2 separate regions of the Homo sapiens genome follow, and region 1 is linked to region 2. Evidence: chromatin contacts called from ENCODE Hi-C or POLR2A ChIA-PET data. All regions are on one chromosome and are shown on one strand. The core of a region is the stretch at or near the end of the contact, and the rest is flanking DNA. Distances in the headings are between cores, read along the strand shown.

Evidence for each region. A loop is a pair of places that touch in the nucleus more often than their neighbours do. ChIA-PET counts read pairs that join two places held with the same protein, here RNA polymerase II (POLR2A). Pooled maps may share reads with other maps.
Region 1: a loop to region 2 is called in a pooled map, with 2.2 times the contacts of the local background. The contact joins two enhancer-like sites. A Hi-C loop is called at or near these places in 3 of 168 maps with a recorded cell type or tissue (astrocyte of the cerebellum, endothelial cell of hepatic sinusoid and transverse colon) and 2 of 50 pooled maps. POLR2A ChIA-PET finds 5 or more read pairs at or near these places in 10 of 52 experiments (CD8-positive, alpha-beta memory T cell, Caco-2, H1 and 6 more).

Annotation. Positions count from the first base shown.
Region 1 is chr12:778,515-784,487 of GRCh38, forward strand. All of the region lies in intron 1 of WNK1 (WNK lysine deficient protein kinase 1), which reads left to right. It also overlaps the pseudogene RNU4ATAC16P. Among named protein-coding and RNA genes, the nearest start is that of WNK1, 29 kb to the left of the region's middle. Within about 2 kb of position 1,362, at least 3 of the 41 ENCODE cell types and tissues checked have a DNase peak (open chromatin) inside an H3K27ac peak, as active enhancers do.
Region 2 is chr12:718,357-724,607 of GRCh38, forward strand. The region is part of intron 2 of LOC101929432 (a long non-coding RNA gene); the gene reads left to right. Among named protein-coding and RNA genes, the nearest start is that of LINC02455, 4.9 kb to the left of the region's middle. RefSeq lists an enhancer at 1,064-1,113. Within about 2 kb of position 4,140, at least 3 of the 41 ENCODE cell types and tissues checked have a DNase peak (open chromatin) inside an H3K27ac peak, as active enhancers do.

The DNA of each region.
Region 1 (5,973 bases), core at 112-2,611, 57 kb after region 2:
GAGACAGGCTTTCACCATGTTGGCCAGGCTGGCCTCAAACTCCTGACCTCAACTGATCCACCTGCCTCAGCCTGCCAAAGTGCTGGGATTACAGGTGTGAGCCACCGTGCCCGGCCAATGATCTTTTTTTTTTTTTTTTTTAAAGTCATTCGTAGAAATTGGAAGGAAATATCTATCGTGCTAACATTCATTAGAGTTTAAGATTATGAATGACTTATTAAAATATAAAATGATAAGGACAGTACATGTAAACTCTAGAACGAATTTTAAATTCTTAGTAATACTGGTAATAGTTATTAATACAGGTATGACTTCTCTCTCGTGCTGTTTCTGGTGAACACCACCACAGGGTCACAGTAAGGTTCTAAAAATATGAGCAAAAGCTGGTACTACCAGGAAATTCAAATTCCATACCTGGGAATCTCAGAACTCAGGGAGGAATAAACATTACAGGGGGAGCAAACAATAATGGGGAGTATTGTTTGAGAAATAAGAAATTAAGAATTTTACTGCTCTAAAATGTAAAAGTAAAACAGGTGAAGTCTGGATTTTCTTTTGTTTTTATGAAGTTCAGTGGGAGAGCATTCTCTTCTGTTAAAATTGCCACTAATTATGTGTTTTTTCTAAATCATATTGTCTGCTTTTCTCCAAAACAGTTGAATAATGTACTCATTTTCATAAAATTTTAGAAAAATTAGTGAGTAAATTTTTGGCAGTTATTTTATTTGACATGTGAGTGGTATTTGCCTTCAGATTTCGAATTCCCTGTTGGGAAAGTAATATGGTTATGTTGCTGTGACTATAATATTAAAATGCACAGACACACTATAAATTCCCTTTCCCTTAATTTTCTTTGCCTTTCTTTTCTTTCTTTTCTTTTCTGTTTTTTTTTTTTCTTTTTTTTTTTTGAGACATAGTTTCACTTTGTAGCCCGGGCTGGAGTGCAGTGGCACGATCTGGGCTCACTGCAACCTCTGCCTCCTGAGTTCAAGTGATTCTCCTGTCTCAGCCTCCTGAGTAGCTGGAATTACAGGTGCGCGCCGCACCTGGCTAATCTTTGTATTTTTAGTAGAGACAGGGTTTCGCCATGTTGGCCAGGCTGGTCTTGAATTCTTGACCTCAAGTGATCCACCTGCCTCACCCTCCCAAAGTGCTGGGATTACAGGCGTGAGCCACCGCGCCTGGCTCCTTTCCCTTAATTTTCTGAAAGAAAAATTCACATACAGCCGTGTGAATTGACTGGACTGTGAAATTAAAATAATGGATTTTTTTGGTCTTTATACTGCAAGTTTGAGAAATAAAGAACAAAGCATTTTCTCTGTGGATGCGAAGAACTCTGTACTTGACTCAGCTTCCTTTTTCTCTTGCCTGCATTTTTTGTTTACTTCACTGGCTTGATTAGTCATAATAAGGCTCAGTACCTCTGCCATTCCCAATGTTAAGCAATTTTTTAAAATTTGGAATTTTGTGGATAATCATTAACAGAGTTGCTTAATGGGTAATGTTGTTTTCTTTATGGAAATAATTTGAGGCACCTTTTCTGGGGTTCTTGGCAAGAAATATGAGTTTATTATGGATATTTAGGAAAGAGGATGTAGAAATAAACCTTTGTTTGTAGTATGAAGCTGTGATAATCTGCCCCATCTTTGTCTAATTCCGTTTTAACTTCTGTCCTTAACATGTTTCTCTTCTTAATCAGTTGTCAGTGAAGATTTATTTATCAGGAGATGGGAATGGAGTATTTTGGATATACTTCAAGTTTTGAATGATAACCGTTAAAATACATACAATGTTTTAATAGTGAGATACACTGATCACAAAAATATGGTCTGATTTAACTTTATTTTGTGGTACTTTTCTTCTAAGTTTAGACAGATGATAGAAATTCACAAAAATTTCAGTCATAGTTATGGCCACAGTTAGGCATTCCCAAAGGAAGTGTGTTGCATTCCTAAGTGTAGTGTGTTGCATGCACTACTGAGCATAATGGGAAAAGAAAAGTGCTATAAAAACCTAAGTACCAAGTAACTAGCTAGAAAAAGCTTTTAATGGGAGAGCTGGCATGGTCATTAATCTGGTAGAATAGTATTTGAGGAAACAGTTGCATGTGTTAAGCTGCAGTTTCTTTTGGTTATTGAAAACCAAATAGGAAATTCTGAATTAATACTTACATGCTGAAGTATCTTTGTGGAGCTTATTTTGAGCGTTAGAGTGGGAGACTTAGTTCTAATGCAAACTATAGAAGAATGACCTTGGGTAAGTTTGTTGTCTAATTAGTAAACTGAGTGGTAGAGTTGGATAATCCTGTCAGCTTTAGGCCCATGCCTTAAATATGCTTCTTATCCTCTCACAGTCAAAAAGGATTTTTACCTTGGTACAGTCTGATTCCTGCAACACCTCTCTAGTTATTGAATGTATAGTAGTTTGCTATAGACAGACTACTTTGCAGTGGCTATCAAACCTTTCTGAGACTCATTCTAAGAAATACATTTACATTGTGACTTAGTATATGCACACATAAAAAGAAGAAAGTTTCACAAAATAGTTTCCTTACTAGCAATGAGCTGTTTTTTGTTTTATTTCGTTAACAACAACAACAACAACAACAAAAACTGCTAACCATCTTTTTCTTGGGGTTGCACTACTGTCCAATGAGCACATAGTGAGGGCAGTACTGCTAACGCCTACATAACATGCCTGCATCATCTAGAGCTTTGCTTTACCTTGGTACAATTTTTGGAAGAATGAAAAACTGCTTTTCCACAGGGGGAAAATACTGTTTACTGCCCATCTTTGAAAAACATTTTACTTAGAGCATAAACTTGAAGCTAGATCCTTTTAACCACTTAATTAAATCATACAGTAAGTTGTTGATAGCTATTTGCCACAAAATGAAAATATAGTGGCTATATGAATTTTAGCTGCTGTCACTGTTCATTAATCATAACATAAGCTCTGAACACAGTGTTTCTTCTTAGAAAGGTACAAATGATTATGATTTTGTATAACAACTGAAGTTAGGTGTGTGTGAAGTTTTATAATTGCTGGTCTTCATTAGATAAATTAAATTATAATTAAATGATCTGTTTTATTTTTGCTTTTTATTTGGTCTCTTATTAATAGGCACAATACTGGCATTAGCTATAACACAAACCAATGGCACTAAAAATCTTCAGAACCTTTTTGGATTTGAGTTTTTGAAAGATATTTTGTGGAGACTACAGATTTAATTTTAAAGTATAAATATGCTCTTATTTTAAATAAATGGGGTTTATACTTTGTGTTCTAATGATTGAGATAACTTTTTTTTTTGAGAACTTAAATTAAAATTCCCAGTCTTCTCTAGTTCTGTCAGATTTCTTTGTTCCCCCTCCCAGTGGTTGAGTTCTTATGGGATTTGTGGCTTATTTTTAAAATCCAATGATTAAAATGAAGTTTTCTGGCAATATTAATATTTGTGTGAATCTGGATATCCTCCTCACTTAACTTCTAAGGCTTTTTCTTCATCTGAAAATGACAATTTTGTATACTTGGCTGGATTATTTTAAGTAACAAGTAACAAACACTGTGGTAGACTAACATTTGAGTTTGAAGTTTCATATAATTTTAAATCATTGTCATCGACTGACTTTGGAAAGTAACTTCTGAGATTTTTGGTCTGAAGTGACCCTGAAAGTTTATGACCTAATTATCATTTTATTAGGTCTGAATGTGAATGTTGCACTTTGAGAGGAAATAGTATAGAAGTAGTTACATTGCTGGGTGACTGATCTAGCAAGTCCCTAACAGTGCCATTAAGCTGTCCTGTAGTACATCTTATTTAGTTCTCTCAATAACTACATAGTATGTTGTCAGTCCTATTTTATAGATGAGAAAACCAAGGGAACAATTTGATAGAATAATGTTTCCAAAATCAGAGATCTAATCTTAGAAGGCTTAGTTGAATAACATTGGATATATTACTCTGCGGTTCCTAAGTCTATGAATTAATGGGAATTTTGAAATCTAATTGAAATCCAAGGAGAAAGTGATAGAAATAAAATTGTAGTGAGCGATGTCGGCTCACTGCAACCTCCACCTCCCAGGTTTAAGCGATTCTCCTGCCTTGGCCTTCCGAGCAGCTAGGATTACAGGCATGCACCACCACGCCCAGCTAATTTTTATATTTTTATAGAGACGGGGTTTTACCATGTTGGCCAGGCTGATCTCGAACTCCTGACCTGAAGTGATCCACCTGCCTCAGCCTCCCAAAGTGCTGGGATTACAGACATGAGCCACTGCGCCCAACCTAGTTTAAATTTTCTAGTAGCCACATTTAAAAAAAAACAGGTGGAATTAATTTCATGAATATGTTTCATATAACCCAATATATATCCAAACATAGTTTCTTTTTTTTTTTCTGAGACAGGGTCTTGCCCTGTCACCCAGGCTGGAGTGCAGTGAGTGGTGCACGATTATGGCTCACTGCAGCTTCGAACTCCTGGGCTTAAGCGATCCTCCAGCCTTAGCTTTCCAAGTAGCTGGGACTACAAGCACGTGCCACCACACCCTGCTAATGTTTAAATTTTTTTGTAGAGACGGGGGTAGGGTGGGTCTCACTATGTTACCCACACTGGTCTCGAACTCCTGGCCTCAAGTGAACCTCCTGCCTCAGCCTCCCAAAGTGCTGAGATTATAAGTGTGAGCCACCATCCTGGCCTAAATATCTTTCAGCATATAATCAGTATAAAAATTATAAAGATAGTATATATTCTTTTCTATTACATCTTCAAAATCTGCTGTGTGTTTTACACTTAACATATCTCGGTTCACACCAGCAACATTTCAGTGAAGTACTCAATAACCATACTTGGGGCTGGGCGTGGTGACACATACATGCCTGAATCCCAGCACTTTGGGAGGCTGAGGTGGGAGGATTGCTTGAGCCCAGGAGTTTGAGACCAGGCTAGGCAACAAACCAAGATGCTGTCTCCACCAAAAAAAAAACAAAACAAAAATTATCCAGGCACAGTGGCATGTGCCTGTAGTCCCAGCTACCTCGGAGGCTGAGGTGGGAGGATTGCTTGAGCCCAGGAGTTTGAGACCAGGCTAGGCAACAAACCAAGATGCTGTCTCCACCAAAAAAAAAAAAAAATTATCCAGGCACAGCGGCATGTGCCTGTAGTCCCAGCTACCTGGGAGGCTGAGGTGGGAGGATTGCTTGAGCCCAGGAGTTTGAGACCAGGCTAGGCAACAAACCAAGATGCTGTCTCCACCAAAAAAAAAAAAAAAATTATCCAGGCACAGCGGCATGTGCCTGTAGTCCCAGCTACCTGGGAGGCTGAGGTGGGAGGATTGCTTGAGCCCAGGAGTTTGAGACCAGGCTAGGCAACAAACCAAGATGCTGTCTCCACCAAAAAAAAAAAAAAAAAAAAAAAAAAATTATCCAGGCACAGCGGCATGTGCCTGTAGTCCCAGCTACTGGGGAGGCTGAGGTGGGAGGATTGCTTGAGCCCAGGAGTTTGAGACCAGGCTAGGCAACAAACCAAGATGCTGTCTCCACCAAAAAAAAAAAAAAGTATCCAGGCACAGTGGCATGTGCCTGTAGTCCCAGCTACCTGGGAGGCTGAGGTGGGAGGATTGCTTGAGCCCAGGAGTTTTGAGACCACAGTGAGCCATGATTGTGCCCCTGTGCTCCAACCTGGGTATCAGAGCAAGACTCCCATCTCTAAAGAAATTGTATTTTATTTATTTTATTTTTACAACCCAGATGTGTGAATCTTGAAGGAATTTTTTTTTAATTGGCTAATGGCTACTATTACTGGACAGCTCAATTTCTGAATGCCAAGTACCTCTTGTTAAACTGTTCAACAGCCTTTCCCTACCATCTCAAGAAGTTGGTGATAAAAATTATCAATAATGAATTACAGTTTTTTAATTTTTGCCTTTGATGTGATTGTCTTATTTTATAATATGTTAGCATTTAATATGAAT
Region 2 (6,251 bases), core at 2,890-5,389:
TCTCTATTGGTTAGACTTTTTGGGGTTGCTTTACTGTCATCACTCAAGTTTAAGAAACACTGGGGCATCTCTCTTCCTATCAAAGGTCAGTCCCTCCACACAGCGACAGAACCATGTTTTGTGGGGTCCTGAAACCTACATAACTCGAGGGGCCTCTTTAAGAAAAAGAATATAAAATTATGGCTGGGCTCAGTGGCTCATGCCAATCCCAACTCTTTGGGAGGCCGAGGCGGTTGGATCACGAGGTCAGGAGATCGAGACCATCCTGGCTAACACAGTGAAACCCCGTCTCTACTAAAAATACGAAAAATTAGCCAGGCGTGGTGGCCGGCACCTGTAGTCCCACCTAGTCAGGAGGCTGAGGCACGAGAATGGTGTGAACCCGGGAGGCGGAGCTTGCAGTGAGCCGAGATTGCGCCACTGTGCTCCAGCCTGGGCGACCATCTCAAAAAAAAGAAAAAAGAAAGAAAGAAAAAGAATATAAAATTATAAATAAAATGTAAGTGTTGACAGGCCCATGCAAGTGAGGAGCCCTAAGTCTTTGGCTTCATTGACTTTGTGATAAATCTTTCTCTTCCTGCACCTGTGTCCCTGATGTCATCTCCTGTCACCTTCTCAAGGACTTGGCTTCTTTGATTATCCCTTCCCTTTCCTGTGTCTTTAACTTCACTCCATCTACCACTATTTACATGCTTTTGTCCTCTTTGACTTCTCGTCTCTCTCCAGGAGCCTTCCTTGTCTCTGATCTCTTCAGAGGCAACCTTCTCGGGAGAGTTAAGTCTTCACACACTACTCCTTCGCCTTCCATTCCCCTTCCTCCTGTTCCTGCCGTGACTGAAGTGCGAGTCAGTCACTCTGCTCGCGGAGTTCAATTAACGAGAGTGAGGTCTGGTGGAAAGAAAGTGATTTATTTCCAAAGCTGGCTTAGGGGAAGAGGCACAGGCATCCTGCCTTTAAATGTGCACTTCTCTTTTGGAGCAGAAAGCAGGCACTTTTAAAAGTCAGGGGAGAGAGCAAGCAAGGCAGGGCCTTATCTACTGGGCAGCCGAGCTGGTGACTGCTGGCATCTTACTAGGCTGAAAACTCTCCAAGTGGGAGAGAGCAAGCAAGGCAGGGCCTTGTCTACTGGGCAGCCGAGCTGGTGACTGCTGGCATCTTACTAGGCTGAAAACTCTCCAAGTGGGAGAGAGCAGTGGGCGTGCTTTTTGACTGCTATCTCTCTAGCAGCCTCCTGGAGGGTGAGAGTTCCATTGTGGGCATACTTCGGTCGGCAAATGGACTGTTAACTCTCGAGGAGAGTTCAGTCTGGAAGCACAGTTAGAAGAACTTGCCCTGTAGGGAGTGTCTGGTGAAGGGGAAGTAAAAGGCTACATTTGCATTTCTTTTTTTTTTTTTTTTTTTTGAGACGGAGTCTTGCTGTCGCCCAGGCTGGAGTGCAGTGGTGCCATCTCGGCTCACTCTTAAGTTCCGCCTCCCGGGTTCACGCCGTTCTCCTGCCTCAGCCTCTTGAGTAGCTGGGACTACAGGCGCCCGCCACCACGCCCGGCTAATTTTTTTTTTTTTTGTATTTTTAGTAGAGACGGGGTTTCACCGTGGTCTCGATCTCCTGACCTCGTGATCCGCCCGCCTCGGCCTCCCAAAGTGCTGGGATTACAGGCCTGAGCCACATATTTGCATTTCTAAAAGACAAGTAGGAAATGAAGAACCAAGGAAGTGAGAAAAGAAGAGAGAGAGAAAAAAATAATTAAAATATCTCTTAGAAAAAACTGTGAATACTCGGTTACGCTACCTTGCTTCTGTTCCCATCCCTTTGCTGAAAAATGGATTTTGTCATGTTTCTCAACAATATATAGCTTGCTTGTTGCTTGAACCTATGAATCTCCACTCATTTCTACTACTGGACCTCTCAGCAACATTCGCCATAGCTGGGAACTCTCTTTTTCTTCAAGCTCCTTTCTCGGCTTCAATGACCCCACAACCTCCTTGTTTTACTCTTTAGGTCTCTGGTTGTTCCCTTTGTTCTCTTTTGCAGGGCCCTTGTGTTCTACACAAACTCTAATAGTGTGATAGATGAAGTAACTAAACCATACAGGACTCAGTCCTAGTGTATTAGTCCGTTTTCAGCCTGAGACTGGGTAATCTATAAACAAAAGAGGTTGAATTGACTCACAGTTCTGCATGGCTGAGGAGGCCTCAGGAAACTTACAATCATGGTGGAGGGCAAAGGGGAAGGAGAGACCTCTTCACAGGGTGGCAGGAAAGAGAGAGAGAGAGAGAGCACAGGGAAAACTGCCTCTTCTAAAACCATCAGATCTCCTGAGAACTCACACACTATCACAAAACAGCTTGGGGAAACGGTCCCGATGATCCAATCACCTCCCACCAGGTCCCTTCCTCCACACGTGGGGATTACAATTTGAGATTAGATTTGGGTGGGGACACAGAGCCAAACCATATCACCTAGAGCCCTGATCCCTTTTTTTTTTTTGAGATGGAGTCCGGCTCTATCACCCAGGCTGGAGTGCAGTGGGGCGATCTCTGCTCACTGAAACCTCCACCTCCCAGGTTGAAGCGATTCTCCAGCCTCAGCCTCCCAAGTAGCTGGGACTATAGGTGTGCGCCACTGCATACAGCTAATTTTTTTTTTTTTGGTATTTTTAGTAGAGATGGGGTTTCACCATGTTGGTCAGGCTGGTCTTGAACTCCTGACCTCAGGTGATCCGCCTGCCTCAGCCTCCCAAAGTGCTGGGATTACAGACCTGAGCCACTGGGCTGGGCCATAGCCCCTATCTCTTCTCTATTTATACACTCTTCCTAACCACTGAGGTGGTGATATTTGCATCAAGAACTTAAGGAGGTGAGAATATGTGGCCATCTGAGGTAAGAGCATTCCAGGCATGAAGGAGACAGCAAGGAGGCCAGTGTGGTGGAGTGAGTCAATGACAGGGAAAGAAGCTGGAGATGAGGTCACAGGTAGTGAGAATGGTGGACAGATCACGTGAAGCCTAAGTCGGCCATTGTAATGCCTTTGCCTTTGGTTTTTCCTCTGAGCAAGGTGAGATGCCAGTGCCGGGCTACGAGCAGAGGCTGCCATGGTTCTAGCTTACATCTTAGTAGGATCACTCTTATGTGCTAAATGTGAACGAACGGGTGAACGAACAGAGGAGTGGATGGAAGAGCATGGAAACAAGAAAGAAAATAGAGGGCCAGGCGCAGTGGCTCACACCTGTGATCCCAGCACTTTGGGAAGCCAAGGCGGGTGGATCACCTGAGGTCGGGAGTTCAAGACCAGCCTGGCCAACATGGAGAAACCCCGTCTCTACTAAAAGTACAAGATCAGCCGGTCGTGGTGGCAGATGCCTGTAATCCCAGCTACTTGGGAGGCTGAGGCAGGAGAATTGCTTGAACCCGGGAGGCAGAGGTTGCAGTGAACCGAGATTGTGCCATTGCACTCCTGTCTGGGCAACGAGAGTGAAATTCTGTCTCAAAACAAAAACGAAAACAAAAATAAAAACAAAAGTTATCCGGGCATGGTGGCACATGCCTGTAATCCCACCTACTGGGGAGGCTGAGGCAGGAGAACGGCTTGAACCCGGGAGGCGGAAGTTGCAGTGAGCTGAGATCGCACCACTGAACTCCAGCCTGTGACAGAGCGAGATTCCTCAAAAAAAAAAAAAAAAAAAGAAAGGAAGGAAGGAAAGAGAGAGAGAGAGAGAAAGAAAGAAAGGAAAGAAGGAGATAAAGAGAAAGAAATAGAGAAAAGAAAGAAAGAAAGAAAGAAGGAAAGAAGGAAAGAAAGAAAGAAAGAAGGAAAGAAAGAAGGAAAGAAGGAGATAAAGAGAAAGAGAAAGAGAAATAGAGAAAAGAAAGAAAGAAGGAAAGAAGGAAAGAAAGAAAGAAAGAAGGAAAGAAGGAGATAAAGAGAAAGAGAAAGAGAGAAATAGAGAAAAGAAAGAAAGAAGGAAAGAAGGAAAGAAAGAAAGAAAGAAAGAAAGAAAGAAAGAAAGAAAGAAAGAAAGAAAGAAAATAGGAAGACTCATGGAGAAGTATAACTCCAGGGTCTCTTCGTCACCACATTACAGACATGAAGACCATCTAAGGTGCCAGCGTTGCTTGCTGCAGCTGTCTCCTCAGGCTTGCAGGAGGGGCAGGGAAGACACTTGAGCTCAGGAGAGAAAAGAAGCAGCTGGCTGCTGGTGAGATGGGAGGAAGACCTGAGGCAGCTTCATTGTCACTAGAAACCTGACCCTTTTGGGTTTAGCCAGACAATGACCGCCTTGGCCGGGGAATGTTGGGGAAAACCTGCCAGGTTTTCAGTCTGCCTCTCAGCCTAGACAACCTCTAAAAGAGGAGTGTATCTCTTGAATTGGCAGAAATGAGACACAGCAGAGGGGAGAACTAACATTTCTCCTTAGCACACCATGCAGACTGTCAAAATGAGTTGCCGAATCTATTTTATTCTAACCGTGAGAAAGTAAGGCATCCATAAACAGAGGAGAAGTTATAATTGTGGGGTTTAGAATTTAAGGAGCTCCAAAATGGCTCCTCTAGATAAATTTATCTCTGCTAATCATTGTTTACCTTTGCTGTGTTCTTTTATTTTTTATTTTTTTAAGAATGAAATTAAATTTTTCCTTTTCATAAAAATAGTACATGTACATGGTTAAAAATTCCAGCAGTACAAAGGATATACAATGCTAAGTAAGTCTTTCAACAACATAATGTAAAGTCTTCCTAAATTCATCTGTGTCTTTAACCCTATTCCAGTAAAAATGCTATCAGAATATTTTAGGCAATGCTAAAGTAAACTGGGAAAAGTAAATGTGCAAAAACATGATGAAAATTCTGAAACAGAGAATAACAGAGGAAGATTTACCCTAGAAGGTGAAAATATAAAAGTATATAATTAAAAGCTTGGTAGTGGCACAGGCATAGACAGATTAATGGTACAAAGCAGTATGTAGAAATAGCCCAAATATACCTGGAAATGGAGTATTAAGACAAAGGTAGAATTTTAAGATTTGAGGGAAAAGATTACTAATAAATGGAGTTGAATCATTTACCTTAGTAACTAGAAAAAAATAAAATTGGATCCCTATCTCATTTCTTATACCAAACAAAGTTCAGATGAATCATATATTTAACATTTAAAAATAAAACCATAAAAGTACTGAAATAAAACATGGGAGAAATAAAAAAATAATTCTGGGTGATGTTATAAACTGAATTGGATTCCCCAAAATTCATGTTTGAAGCTCTAACCCCCAGTATCTCAGAATGTGACTGTATTTAGAGATAGGGTCTTCAAAAAGGTAATTAAGTTAAAATGAAGTTGTTAGGGTGGGCCCTAATCCAGTATGACTGGTGTCCTTAAGAGATCAGGACCCAGGCAAGCAGAGAGATAAGACTGTGTGAAGACACGTGCAGAAGGTACCTGGCAAGTCCCGGACAGAGGTCTCAGAAGAAACCAACCCTGCCTACACCTTGATCTTGGACTTTTAGTCTCCAGAACTGTGAGGAAATAAATCTCTGTGTTGTTTAAGCCACTCAGCCTGGGTTACTTTATTATGGAAGCCCTAGCAAACCAATATGGGGATTAAATCTTTCTAAGCAAGAGACAAGGTTCAGAAGCAGTGAAAGAAAAGATTGATAAATTTAACTGCATAAAAATGGAAAATTTCTTCATAAAAACAAAAACGAACTGCAACAACAATAAAAAGCTCCCCCCATCAATTAAAACACAATAATAAATTGGGAAAACATAATGACCCTCAAAGAGCTAATTTCCTTAGATTGCCAGATTCATTCATCCTCTCTCTCTCTCTTTCTTCCTTTCAAAGCTGGAATTTCAAATTTTTATACGATATCTCCTGAAGGTTTCATGTTGAAAACTAATTTGATTTTTAAACACACTGTACAAGCCAACACAGTCTGGGGCTCCTGGTTTGGGATCTCTGGTCTAGACCACCACCACAGGGGGCCTTCCCTTCAGCAGATCAGTCCAAAATGGCCTATGAGTCCTTTTTAAGATCTCACTGCCACTGAGTATACAGAATGAAGATTTCATTTTAGTCATCCAGAATTACACACACACACACAGGCATGCCCGATTATTCTCTCTCACATACAGTATAATTTGGAGCTGTATTATGGAAGGAAACCATTTCCCTATATGCAACATAATATGTGTTGATCCTTCCCCTGCCCAAACGGGAACAGTGCTTTAGGTTTTTTTGTGCAGGGCTATGTGA